2 separate regions of the Homo sapiens genome follow, and region 2 is linked to region 1. A link is a contact called in ENCODE Hi-C or POLR2A ChIA-PET data. All regions are on one chromosome and are shown on one strand. Each heading gives the region's core, a stretch centred on a gene start or an enhancer-like site at or near the end of the contact. The rest is flanking DNA. Distances are from core to core; before and after follow the strand shown.

The links. A loop is a pair of places that touch in the nucleus more often than their neighbours do. ChIA-PET counts read pairs that join two places held with the same protein, here RNA polymerase II (POLR2A). Pooled maps may share reads with other maps.
Region 2: a loop to region 1 is called in a map of PC-3, with 2.7 times the contacts of the local background. The contact joins two enhancer-like sites. A Hi-C loop is called at or near these places in 3 of 168 maps with a recorded cell type or tissue (MCF 10A, PC-3 and mammary epithelial cell) and 1 of 50 pooled maps. POLR2A ChIA-PET finds 5 or more read pairs at or near these places in 6 of 52 experiments (AG04450, MCF 10A, OCI-LY7 and 3 more).

Annotation. Positions count from the first base shown.
Region 1 is chr15:44,100,556-44,107,546 of GRCh38, forward strand. All of the region lies in intron 1 of FRMD5 (FERM domain containing 5), which reads right to left. Among named protein-coding and RNA genes, the nearest start is that of FRMD5, 91 kb to the right of the region's middle. Within about 2 kb of position 1,561, at least 10 of the 41 ENCODE cell types and tissues checked have a DNase peak (open chromatin) inside an H3K27ac peak, as active enhancers do; they include mammary epithelial cell, where a contact is called at or near this core.
Region 2 is chr15:44,063,294-44,070,126 of GRCh38, forward strand. The region is part of intron 1 of FRMD5 (FERM domain containing 5); the gene reads right to left. It also overlaps the pseudogene GAPDHP55. Among named protein-coding and RNA genes, the nearest start is that of FRMD5, 130 kb to the right of the region's middle. RefSeq lists a silencer at 2,938-3,232. Within about 2 kb of position 3,103, at least 2 of the 41 ENCODE cell types and tissues checked have a DNase peak (open chromatin) inside an H3K27ac peak, as active enhancers do; they include mammary epithelial cell, where a contact is called at or near this core.

The sequences.
Region 1 (6,991 bases), core at 311-2,810:
GACAAGCTGCTCCTCTGAACTAAAAACCACTTCTACATTATTAATATTAGTGACCTCACATGGGACCCAAGCTCTCTTGTAACAACAGAAAGTGACAACCATCAATGAGACACAGTGCAAGGAGGTGCTATCTCCCAAGGCAGATGTGAACCACAGATAGCTTGACTTCTGAGACTAAGATTCTTTTTCTTTACCTCCCAAAGAAGTTGCTGTATGGAAAGAAACCCGGTTTTTCTGAATTCTTTTTATTCATTAGACTAAATGGCCTAAACAAGGGAACTAGTTCCTGCAGCTAGAAATAAACTAGTCTTGGGGCCAGGCACAGTGGCTCACGCCTGTAATCCCAGCACTTTGGGAGGCCGAGGCAGGTGGATCACGAGGTCAAGAGATCGAGACCATCCTGGCCAACATGGTAAAACCCTGTCCCTACTAAAAATACAAAAATTAGCCGGGTGTGATGGTGCACGCCTGTAGTCCCAGCTACTCGGGAGGCTGACGCAGGAGAATCCCTTGAACTCAGGAGGCGGAGGTTGCAGTGAGCCGAGATCGCGCCACTGCACTCCAGCCTGGGCAACCAAGTGATACTCCATCTCAAAAAAAAAAACAACAAACAAACAGAAAAGAAAAAAGAAAAGAAGGAAATAAACTAGTCTTTCCCACTCTGTGATGCCAGGGTGGAGAAGTCAGCTTTGTGGCCTGGCAGCTATTCACATGATTCTGAGGGGCTTTCCCCCAGAAAGAATATAAAGCAAGCTTGTGGATAGCAGGCAGGGTATGAAATCAAACCAAATCAAGTACAAATGTCACAAGATACACATCTTTCCCAAAATGTAGGCATAGTAGAGTATCTTAAACACTGTAAAACAATACTAACTCCATAGCCTCATTAACTAACCTACTTACTATGTATTTCTTGTTGCTAATTCCCTTGGGTGCCTCTGGATTCCAGGCCTCTTACAGATGATTCTGAAACTCCTATGAAGGTGAAAATAGACTTATCATGAAAGCTGGTAAGCCTGCTTCTTTTGGATCTTTTCTATAAATGACAATGAATGTACTTGTTCCCAAGGTGAGGATGAACAAACATAAGATGATGAGTACTGTTGTTACTTCACAAGTAGATACATTCCAGGTCCTAGGCAACTTTTACTATATTTTGCAGATTACTCTTAGTTCTTTCTAAATCTCTAGGGATGGAGCCTGTTACTAAAGGAAAGGTGGTTATGACATTGTTTCCTCTGAGAATGATGCCTGAACCAACTCTATCAGAAACACCTGGGTGCTTTTCAAAAACACAGATTCCTGGGCCCAACTTTAAGACAGTTTAAATCACAGATTTGGAGGTGTTCCAGAAATCTATTTTAAACCGCTACCAAAGTCTAGAAACTCTGGCTTAAGGTATTGCAGGGTTGAAAAGCTTTGGACTATTGACTAGTTGAAAGCCATGTAATTTATTCTTATGGTGACTGCCGTATCACACTCAATGGCAGAAGCAGTCCACTTGGCACCATTATCCATTCTTTGCATACCTTTAACCTCTTGGACATATCCACTCCCCTGGACCACAAGGTCTAAATACAAACCAGATGCAGTTGATCATGCACTGGCATGTAGAACCTTCAGAGAATACTCTGATTAGAGAATGTGAGGAATGTGTAGTTCAATGCAAGAAACAAAGATGAATCAGCTGAAAGGTAAGAAGTAAGCCTGGATGCTACAGTGTGAAAAATATAGTCAAATCCAACAAGCATCAGTTGAGTTCCACTCAAGGAAAGATTGAGTTCTGAGAAGGAAGGAGTTGTCAGGAATATTATCACATAAAGTTAAGTCAAAAGAGGACAGAAGGTTTTGGCATGAAGGAGGTCCTCAATCTAAGAATGTACTTCTGGTAAACGGATCTGACAAATCAATGGAAATAAAAGCTAATTGAAACAGGGCTGTGGAGAAATCAGGGTATGGAAATGAAGATCTCACAAACAGACTACTCTTCCATAGGAAAAGGAAAGAAAGAAATTGTCCTAGCTTGGAATTAAATATAGTGTTTGTTTGAAGATGGGAGGCTTTTCAGGAGTTCCCAAGCAGACTTTCATTCTGCCTGCAGAACAAAAGGGTAAGGGCTCAAAAGCTACCATGTAAGAGTTCAAAAAGCCTCCCAGTCCACAGCCTACCCAAACCACTAACCAAATGGATGGTCAGAGTTGGACCTAAGGTCTCACTGACTCACTTGGGAATCACTTAGACAAGCAACAGTATAACAAAACTGGCTGGACTCCCAGCTGTTCACTGTGTGTGCCTGAATGAGTAAACAAATCAGAAAGGCTCACTAGTCACAGCCTTCTGCTCTGAGGCTTGGAGACCTAAAAGGAATGAAAAGGGGAAATTGATAAAAGGAGATGACAGCTTTGGAACAAAAGCCTTGCCTACACTCATAACCTTGGGTACTAGGAGAGGGAAAGGAAGGAATTCCAAAAGTCATGGTAGGGAGATTTTCCTCCTATTATTCAAAGAAAGGAGGACACACATGGTCAATTAGGAAGAAAAACCTCTTTGTGCCTGATACATTGGATGCATTGTCCTCATGCCATTTGCCCTAATGTAAGAATAGTCTTGGGAACACAGCCAGCATGAGTGTCCACTTGACTCATTAGCTGCAACAGTACCAGTCTCTGAGAACTTGTCAGGTCAGTATAGAAGGAGCTCTGTCAGAATCCAAAGTTTCTCCAGAAAGAAGGAAGAAGGAATTAAATATTAATAAAATGGTAAAAGATATAGAGGATTTTTACCTTCAAAGGAAAAAATCATTCTATTCAAATTAGGAAGGAGTTTTATGGAATAGTTTTGATTAGACATATACTGGTAAAATGTAGTCTTTGGCGTTTTACCTTCCCTCACAACATGTATTTTCAAAGTTTTCAATATTCAAGTTATCACTCTAACTGTTGAAATACAGATAGATCAAACAGCTTTATAGAGGGATAACTCATATGCCATACAATTCATCTATTTAAAGTGTATAATTCAGTGGGTTTTGGTACATACATAAGGTTGTGCGACCTTTGCCATAATCAACTTTAGAACATTTTCATCACCCCAAAAAGAAATCCTCCCATATCCATTAGCAAGCAATCATTCCCCATTTCCCAACTTCCTTCTTCCCCAGTCTTGGAAAACCATTAATCTACTTTCTGTCTCCATGGATTTGCCTATGCAGTTATGCAGCTCATACAACATTTTGGTCAACAATGGATCTCATATATGACAGTGGTCCCATAAGACTAAAAGGAAGCTGAAAATTCTTATTGCCTAGTGGTGTCATAGCCATCATAATGTAATGCGTTACTCATATGTTTGTGATGATGCTGGTGTAAACAAACCTACTGCAATGCCAGTCATATAAAAGCATAGCACATATAATTATGTACAGTAAATAACACTTGATAATAGCAATGACTATTACTGTTTTATGTATTATTATACTATACTTTTTATCATTAACCATGTGTGTTATTTCCCCTGAAGACCTTCCAGTGGGACAAGATATGGAGATTGAAGACAGTGATAATGATGATCCTGACCTTGTGTACGCCCAGGTTAATGTGTGTTTGCCTTAGTTTTTAACAAAGTTTAAAAAGTAAAAATAAATTTTAAATAGCGAAAAGCTTATAGAATATTTTTAAATGTTTTTGTACAACTGTGCAATGTGTTTATATTTTAAGCTAGGTGTTATTATAAAAGAATCAAAAAGTATAAATATTCTAAAAGTTCATGAAGTTACAGTAAGCTGAGCTTAATTTGTTATTGAAGAAAAAAATTTTTACATAAATTTAGTGTAGCTTAAGTGTACAGTGTTTATTAAATCCATAGTAGTGTACATCAATGTCTGAGACCTTCATATTCATTCACCACTCACTCACTGATTCATCCAGAGCAACTTCTAGTCCTGCAAGCTCTATTCATGGTAAGTGTCCCATATAGGTGTACCATTTTTAATGTTTCATACGTTAAAGATGTTTGATGTTTTACTGTACTTTTTTATGTTTAGATACCCAAATACTTACCATTGTGTCCCAACTGCCTATAGTATTCAGTACAGTAACATGCTATACAGGTTTGTAGCCTAAGAGCAATAGGCTATACCACATAACCTGGGTAGTATATATAGTAGGCTATGCCATCTAGGGTTGTGTACACTCTATGATGTTCACACAACAAAATCACCCTATTCTCAGAACATACCCTGTTGTTAAGTAATGACACATGACTGTAACTGGAATCATACAATATGTAGTCTTCTCGATTGGTTTCTTTCATTTAACATAACGTTTTCGAGGCTCATCCATGTAGAAAACATATATTTCTTTTTATTGGCAATATTGCATTATATGGATATACCACACTTTATTTATTCATTTCTCAGCTGACAGATATTTGGGTTACTTCCACTTTTTGGCTATCATGAATAATGCTGATAAAACTTTCATAGTAGTACCATACATGGTAGTAAAGAGCCTATATCACTCAAATTCTTTTCTTTTTTTTTTTTTTTTGAGACAGGGTCTCACCCAGGCTGGAGTGCAGTGGCACAGTTACAACTCACTGCAGCCTCGATGTCCCAGGCTCAAGTGATCTTCTCACCTCAGCCTCTTGAGTAGCTGGGACCACAAGCGCGCAACACCTCGCCCAGCTAATTTTTGTATTTTTTGTAGAAACAGGGTTTTGCCATGTTGCCTAGGCTGGTGTCTAACTCATGGGCTCAAGTAATACACCTGCCTCAGCCTCCCAAAGTGCTGAGATTACAAGTGTGAGCCACTGTGCCCAGCTCAAATTATTTCAAAGGTGTGGAAGGCAAAATTTCTTTAAAACACCTGTGCTATTCAAGGTGCCATCCTAGAAGCAGAGTGACCAAGGCGCTAACTTACTGATCTTGAACTTCCCAGACTGTGGGAAATACATTTCTGTTCTTCATTTTTTTTAGTGTGCTAGTTGTAGGAAACCATCAGTTAGATTTAAATGGTGGCAATAAAAATGATGCAGATTTGGTAACATGTTTTGTCATTTATACTGAGTTGAGAATTTAAAGGTTTAGAGTTCACTTTACTACTATTTATTTGTAGCTTGTCATTTTTCCTTTCATGCCTGTACTGCTTTTAGCTCTATTAGTTCTCAACTTAGTCTTTAAAAAAATGGACCTATTTTTTACCTTCATTAGCTTCGACAAGAAAACCCATAATTACTACTGCCCATTAGAACTAAATGGATGGTGAGTATTTACCACACAATTTCTTCTTATTAAGCTCACTACAGTTGCCCCTTGGGGACTGGTTCCAGGAACCCCCACAGATACCACAATCCAAATGTTCAAGTCCCTTATATAAAATAGAGTAGTATTTGCATATAAGCTAGCACGTCCTCCTATATACTTTATCTTTCTGGGTTACTTATAATACCTAATACAATGTAAATGTATGTAAATGGTTGTTTAACTGTATTGGTTTTTTATTATTTTTTCTTGTTTTTTTCCTAAACATTTTCCATCCACAGTTGGTTGAATCCATGGCTGTACGATGTTTTAAAAAGTACGGTTACATTCTGTTTCCTAAGAAAACACTTAACTGTATTTTTCTGTTTACAAATGGGTCTGATACCCAATAATTAAAATTATTTTAATAAGCCAAATTCTTCATGCATAGAAAGACGAACTAATACCACATATGTGCTCAAAAATAAATAAATAAATAAATGTGGGGTTTCCCTTTAAGGATAGAGTCTAAACTCCTAAAAGGCTAAAACTGACTCTCTAAGAACTGTTCCCTGCCATATCTCCAGCCTCATTGCCACTACTCTTTAAACCCACCCTGCATGCAGTAACAGAGGCCTGCTTGTGTTTGCCTGTACATATTGCACTCTTTGCTTCCCTGTCTTTGCTCCTGCTGCTTCGTCTAGAAGGCCTCCTACAACCATCCTTCACCTGCCTCATTCTGATTTTTAAAATAATTGGTTCAGTGGTCACCTCCTCTAGGAAGGCTTAATAAATGTGGTTCCAGCCTCTCACTGACCCCTCCCCTATCACCAGTAACATAATCACAAGTTAAGTATACTTCCCTCTGGACTCCCGTGGTGTGTAAGATCTCTGCACTTACTGACTCCAACTGTACTTATCCTTTGAGAAGTATGTCTTCACCTCTAAACTGTGAGGCAAAGTTCTGCCACCGATTCTACACAACTAGTACTGGGACTGAAAATACAAAGCTGCTTAATAAATGTTTTTAGTTTGCTGATGAAATACATTAGCCATTCTCAAACTTTTTGGTCTCAGGACCCCTTTACACTGCTAAAAATGACTGAGAACATCAATGAGCTTTGTTTATGTGGATGATATATGGTATATTTTTACCATTTTAGATGTTTAAACTGAGAAATTTTTAAAATATGCATCAATTCAAGAAAAGAAAAGTTAATAAATAACCCTTAGCATTTTTTGAAAATATCTGTGACTCCAAGGACTCTCTGAAAGGGTGTCAGGGACCACCCAGGGCCCCAGCACAATGGTATTGTGGGTTGTTTGTTTCACAAATTACAAAATGTATTTTCATTCACAAACGAAATATTTGAGAAGGTTGATAGGCAAATGAAAAGATATAAAGGAAGGGAAGGGGGATACAACCTTAACCATAGCTAGAGAAAATAGCTGAGGACAGAGAGGCAAAGCCAAGGAAGAGTGGTAATAAAGTAGTATAAACATCACCAGTCTTAGGAAAAATAATAAAGAAGCTAAAAGTAATTCTGTACCAACAAAACCAAAAACAGGAACGACACAGAAGGACAAAAGTCTGAACGAAACCTTAAGTAAAAATTGATCTTTTGGGTAGGAAATGTACCACTTTAACAATTCTATTCCACACAACTCCCATCTTTTTATCTTTCTCAGTCCTCATATGCTCTTTATTACACATCTCTTCTGCCTCTTTTGGATATCTATTCTCTCTTGATT
Region 2 (6,833 bases), core at 1,853-4,352, 36 kb before region 1:
TTTGGTTGTTTATGTCTCTCAAGAAATGTCATTTCAGTTGTCAAATTTATTAGCATAAATTTATTCATGTATTTATGTATTTTAATATAAAACAGTCTAAAGTCCACCAATGTATAAAACAATTTTTCAAATAAATATTTTGAAAATTAGGCTTTCTGCTCCTCCCGTTTGACAACAGCATCTTCTTGTGCAGGGCCAGCTGCACCCCTGGGACACCATGGTGAAGGTGAAGGCCAGGGTAAATGAATTTAGTTGTACTGGTCACCTGGTCACCAGGGCTGCTTTTAACTCTGGCAAAGTGGATATTGTTGCCATCAATGATCCCTTTGTTGACCTCAACTACATGGTCTACATGTTCTAGTATGATTCCACCCATAGCAAGTTCCACAGCATCATCAAGCCTGAGAATGGGAAACTTGTCATCAATGGAAATGCCATCATCATCTTCCAAGAGAGAGATCCCACCAAAATCAAATGGGGTGATGCTGGCACTAATTACATCATGGAGTCCACTGGTGTCTTCACTACCATGAAGAAGGCTGGGACTCATTTAGACGGGGGAACCAAAAAGGTCATCATCTCTGCCCCCTCTGTCGACGTCCCCATGTTTGTAATGGGTGTGAACCATGAGAAGTACAAAAACGGCCTCAAGATTGTCAGTAATGCCTCCTGTACCACCAATTGCTCAGTTCCCCTGGCCAAGGTCATCCATGACAATTCTGGCATCATGGAAGAATTCATGACCACAGTCCATGCCATCACGGACACCCAGAAGACTGTGGATGGCCCCTCTGGGAAACTATGGCACAATGGCTGTGGAATTTTCCAGAACATCATGCTTGCATCTACTGGCACTGACAAGGCTGTGGGTAAGGTCATCCCTGAGCTGAACAGGAAGGTCACTGGCATGATCTTCCATGTCTCCCACCACCACTGTGTCTGTCAGTCATGGATCTGATCTGCTATCTAGAGAAACCTGGCAAATATAATGACATCAAGAAGGTAGTGAAACAGGCTACGTGCAGTAAAACTCATGCCTGTAATTCTAGCACTTTGGGAAGACGAGGTGGGTGGATCAGCTGAGGTCAGGAGTTCAAGACCAGCCTGACCAACATTGAGAAACCCCGTCCCTACTAAAAATACAAAATTAGCTGGGCGTGGTGGCGCATGCCTGTAATCCAGGTACTCTGGAGGCTGAGGCAGGAGAATTGCTTGAACTCGGGATGCGGAGGGTGTGATGAGCCGAGATCTCGTCATTGCACTCCATCTTGGGCGACAAGAGTGAACTCTGTCTCAAAAAAACAAAACAAAACAAAACACATTGCCTCTACCTCCCCCTTTAGAGGAGCTTAGAAAAAATAAAAGTGAAAAAATCCTACTGAAATAATATCAGAAAGCACACTGTAGTCTTATATTACCTCCATTTCAAATCCAACTTTCAGAAAAGGAAGAAAACTATTTTGGGTAACCAAATAACAAGTCCCTTTTAAGTCCCAGAATTTAAAGATCACTGAAAAATGAAAATTATGTCTTGTACTCAAGATGCTCTGGAAATTATTTTTGAATTCCCACACCATTATCATTAATGGACACCAGCTGTGGGCTCACAGTATCATGGGTATATTACACAATAAAAACATAGACAGGATGTCACTGCACATATGCCATGCACACAGCTTGGTTCTAACTAGCATCACTGAGAATAGACATTTATTAAAGAAGATAGTGTAGCGGTTAAGAGCACAGGCTCTGGAGTCAGACCACCTGGGTTCCAATCTTGGCTCAGCCACCTATGCAATGTGTGACCTTGGGCAAATTATTTAAGTCCCATTTCTTCCTTTGAAATAACTCACAAAGTTGCTATGAGAATTAAACGAAATAATGAATATACAGTACTTAGTATAGTGTCTACCCCTTAGTAAGCACTCAATAAATATTAAGGATTATCACTATTGGTACTACTGAATAATTATAATGGTAAAGAGGTCCTGGTAGGACTAGGGTTTACAAAAATATATGGCACAGTTTCTCAGCTTTCAAGAACTTACAATTTAGAAATCAATTCAAAAAGCCCAAAAGGAAGGGGTAATGAAGGAAGGAAAAATAATGAAGAGTATCATTTTCCTATTAAGACCTGAAAGTTAATAAAACAAAATCACTTTAAGTCACCCAACCCAAACAGGTAAATATTTAATCGATTTAGTGTCATTTGAACACTCAACAGAGTTAATAACACTATGCATATGATGGAGGTTGAGTACGATCTAGTACACAGGTTGACTTAGACAGTTTAATATAAAAGTTTGGGACTGGGTTTATCCTTGAGAATATATTGATTTTGGTCATGATATTGATTTCATGACCCACCCATCCTTAAAGAGCCAGCTGAGAGACTGCTACCACCTACCAACCAGCTAACAGTAGTCAATAAGCATATAAACTGACCTACATTTTGTAAGAAATATTTTTAACTTTAAAGGTCAACTTATATGCAGTGCTTTAGAGTTTACAAAGTTCCTGCACTCATTACTTTTTATCTCCATAATTGGGAGATGAACATGACATCCTTCACAACAATTCTAGGGCCTTCATTCAAAACAGATGATACAGTTTGTCAGATAAGGTGACTTTATATCATTTTACTCAACCAGTTCCACTTTTTTTTTACTCTTAATGTTTTGAGATTAAAGAGTAAATATGCTATGCACTGATTGTTTTTCAAAAACAAAACTGACATTCAGAAAAATGAGGTTTTCAACTCCAGGTGCTCTGATTTGCTGTAAAGCTAAAGCATAAATTACCTTCTCAGTTTCACCTCCCACTGTCTACCCCATGTTTTCTGCTTTATCTTTTCAAGATTTTTCTCCACAGATGTAGGTGTCCAGGTTCTTGTTTTCAATTTAAATCAAAATAATTCAAGAAATACTCAATTCAATAAATCAATTCAAGAAATACCTACTAGCTCTACTAGCTCTGGGTGGCTGCTGGAGAGGTCCACAGATAGGTAAGTCTCTGCCTTCACAGAATTCACAATCTACTTTCAAAAGCTATAATACGAGGTCAAATAGTAAGGGCCACACAGTCGTTTACGATGTGATAGGGATTCAAAGATTGGAGAGCGCCCTCTGGTGGAAGGGGAAGAGATGATCAACAGAGACTTCAAGGCATTTAAATTTTACACAGAATTTCCATAGGAAGAACTGAAGGAAGACAGGCATTCTGGGGAAAAGGCATTACGCAGGAAACTAGTGGCAAGGGGGTGTTCACGGAAAAATGAGTTGTTCAGATCTATCAGAGTTGAGAGAACATGTTATGAAGGGCTTTGAATATTAGGCTGGGAGGTCCTATAGATAACTCGATATTAAATGAGTCATCAAAGTTTTTAGGCAGGAGAGTTAGGTGATAAGAACTTTACTTTGGGAAGATTCATCTGATAGAAAGTGTGTAAGAAGAGTCCAAGGGGAGACTTTGGAGTTGGAGGCCACTGAGAGGGTTACTACAATATTTTAGACGAAGTGAAACTGCTCTTTCAAGATTAAAAGTAAAGGGAAGGAGTCAGAGAGGTTGGTAGCTTAAAGGAAAAATAAAATTGGGCAAAGCTCCCCCTCAGTTCTTTTCCTTAAAGGGGCAACAAAGACCTGAGATTGTATGAAGGCAGAAAAGAAAGATTAGTAGAGAACAAAATATTATTGATGCTAGTGGGGAGAAAAAGATCAATCACTGAATTAAAGTCCAAGAAGAAGAGGGATGGAATGGACCAGGTGGAGGTATTCATTTTGAAAAGGAAAATTCCCGTAATTCAAAAGAAAGAGAGTATAAAAGGGAAAAGAGTGAAAATACATGGAAACTTATTGAGACAGAGGAAGTTGAAGAATTTATGGCAAATAATCTCAACTTTCTCAGAGAATAGGAGGCAAGCTCATTTGCATGGAGAACTGGGGAGAGACTAGGTATGTGCCATGAATTAGGTGTACTTAGAAAAGACATTGAGAGGGATATAATCATGAGCAAAAAAGTACTGGTTAAAATATTGCTTAGACACCAAAGTAAATGCAACCAAATAAAAAATAGTTAAAATGGTCATATTCAAAATGTAAAGACTTTTGTGCTTCAGAGGACACTGACTTAATCAGTGTTAGGCTGCTATAACAAAATACCATAGACTGAGTAGTTTATAAACAGTATAATTTATTGCTTACAGTTCTGGAAGCTAGAAGTCCAAGATCAAGGCACCAGCAGATTTGGTGTCTGGTGAGGGCCTGTTCCTCATGGATCATGCCGTGTTGCTGCATCCTCAGAGGGTGGAGGGCAGAGACAAGCCCCTTGAGCCTCTTTTATAGGCATACTAATCCCATTCATGATGGTGGAGCCCTCATGACCTAATCACGCCTAAAGGCCCCAACTCTTAATACTACAGCATTGGGGATTATTTCCAATATATAAATTTGAGGGAAATATCAACATTCAGACCATAGCAGACACTACCAAAAAAGTGAAAACACAACCCACAGAATGAGAGAAAATATTTGCAAATTTGATATCTGATAATCATCTGGCACCCAGAATATACAAAGAACTCTTAAAACTCAGCAATGAAAAACCAAATAATGCAATTTAAAAATAGGCAAAGATTGAAACAGATATTTCTTCAAGTAAATACAAATGGCCAATAAGCACATGTAAAGATGCTCAACATCATTTATCATTAAAGAAATGCAAATCAAAAACACAGTGAACTATTCCTTACCTACCAGGATGGTCATAGTAAAAAACACAAATGGACATAATAAAAAATAACAAGTGTTGCTAAGAGTGCAAAGAAACTGGAACTCTCACATATTGCTGGTGGTAATATAAAATGGTTCAGCCATTTTGGGAAACAGTTTGGCAGTTTCTCAAACAGTTAAATATAGAGTTACCATATAACCCAGCAATTAATTTCATTCCTATATACCCAAGAGAAATGAAAACATATAGCCACACAAACTTGCGCACAAATGTTCATAGCAGCATTATACATGATAGCCAAAAAGTGGAAGCAACTTAAATGTCTATCACTTGATGAATGAGTAAAGAAAATGTGGGATATCCATATAATTGAATATTATTTGCCATAAAAATGAAGTACTAACATTAATACATGCTGCAGTATGGATGAATCTTTAAAACATTATGCTAAATGAAAAAAGCCAGACACAAAAGGCCACTTAGTGCAGAATTCCGTTTATATGAAATGTCCACAATAGGCAATTTGATAGAGAAAGAAAGCAGATTAGTGGTTTCCAGGGGCTGAGGGAATGGGAAAATGGGAGAGTGCAGAGTGACTGCTAATGGGTACGAGATTCCTTTTTTGCAGTGATAAAAATGTTCTGAAATTACATACTGGTGATGTTTGTACAACTTTATGAATACTAAAACCCACTGATTTGTATACTTTAAACAGGCAAATTTTATGACATGTGAATCTTGTGTTGAAAAGATTGCTAGCAAGTTTAGATGACCTGTATTTTGTTCCAGATCTATTCAGAATGGAATCATGATTTTCTCAGGCTACAACACATCATAGAAGTCAGATGTGAGGGTTACTGTGAATAAGGTATTGGGAAGGCAGGAAGGCAGAGTCAAGGAATGAATAGCACATTGCTGAAATTGATATCTATAAAGCCCAGGCTCTTTCAAAATCCAATAATAAAAACACAAACAATCCAATTAGAAAATAGGCAAAAGACATACAAAGACATTTCACCAAAGAGGATATACTGATGGCAAATAAGTACATGAAAAGATGTTCAATAACATTAGCATTAAGGAAAGGCAACTTAAAACCATGAAATATCACTACACACCTATCAGGATGGCTAAAATAAAAAATAGTGACAACACCAAATGCTGGCAAGGATGCAAAGAAACTGAATTATTCACACATTGTCAGTGGGAATGTAAAATGGTACAGCCACTCTGGGAAACAGTTTGGCAGTTTCTTACAAATCTAAACATGAAACTACCACATAACCTAGCATTACATTCCTAGGCATTTATCCCAAAGAAATGAAAACCTATGCTCACACAAAAACCTTTACACAAATGTTCATAACAGCTTTATTCATAATAGCTGAAAACTGGAAGCAATCCAGATGTACTTCAACAGGTAAAGGTTAAACAAACTGTTATACCATGGAATACTACTCAGCAATAAAAAAAAAACTGTTGATACACTCAACAACCTACATTAATCTTCAGGAAATTATGTGGAGTGAAAAAAATCCCAAAAGGTTATAAATGGTATGATTCAATTTATATGACATTCTTGAGATGACTAAATTATAGAAATGGGGAAAGGATTAGTAGTTGCCAAGTGTCAAGGATGAGAGGGTGAGAGGTGTCTATAAAAGGCAATAGGAGGGATCATCATGGTGACGGAAATGTTCTACATCCTGACTGCAAGCATCATTGTCAGTATCTTGACTATGATATTGTGCTGCAGTTTTGCAAGATGTTACCATAGGGAAAAACTGGGTAAAAGATACATAGGCTCTCCTCTTTGTATTATTTCTTACAACTGCATGTAAATCTACAATTATCTCAGTTTAATTTTTAAAAAATAGCTCAGGTTAAGGGGGAGGCAAGACAAATCAAAATCTGGCATGCAGTTTTCATATTCATAAGAGGATTATAATAACTACTAAGGAAATTTTTTAAATGTATACAAAGTAAGGAGATTTGGGAACACAAGGTCTCTTAATGACAAATGGTAATTTAATATTACTTCTACCACTATTGAAATGGCTTAGGAACTACAAATGGCTAACCATTTCCAGAGGATTTATTCTCAA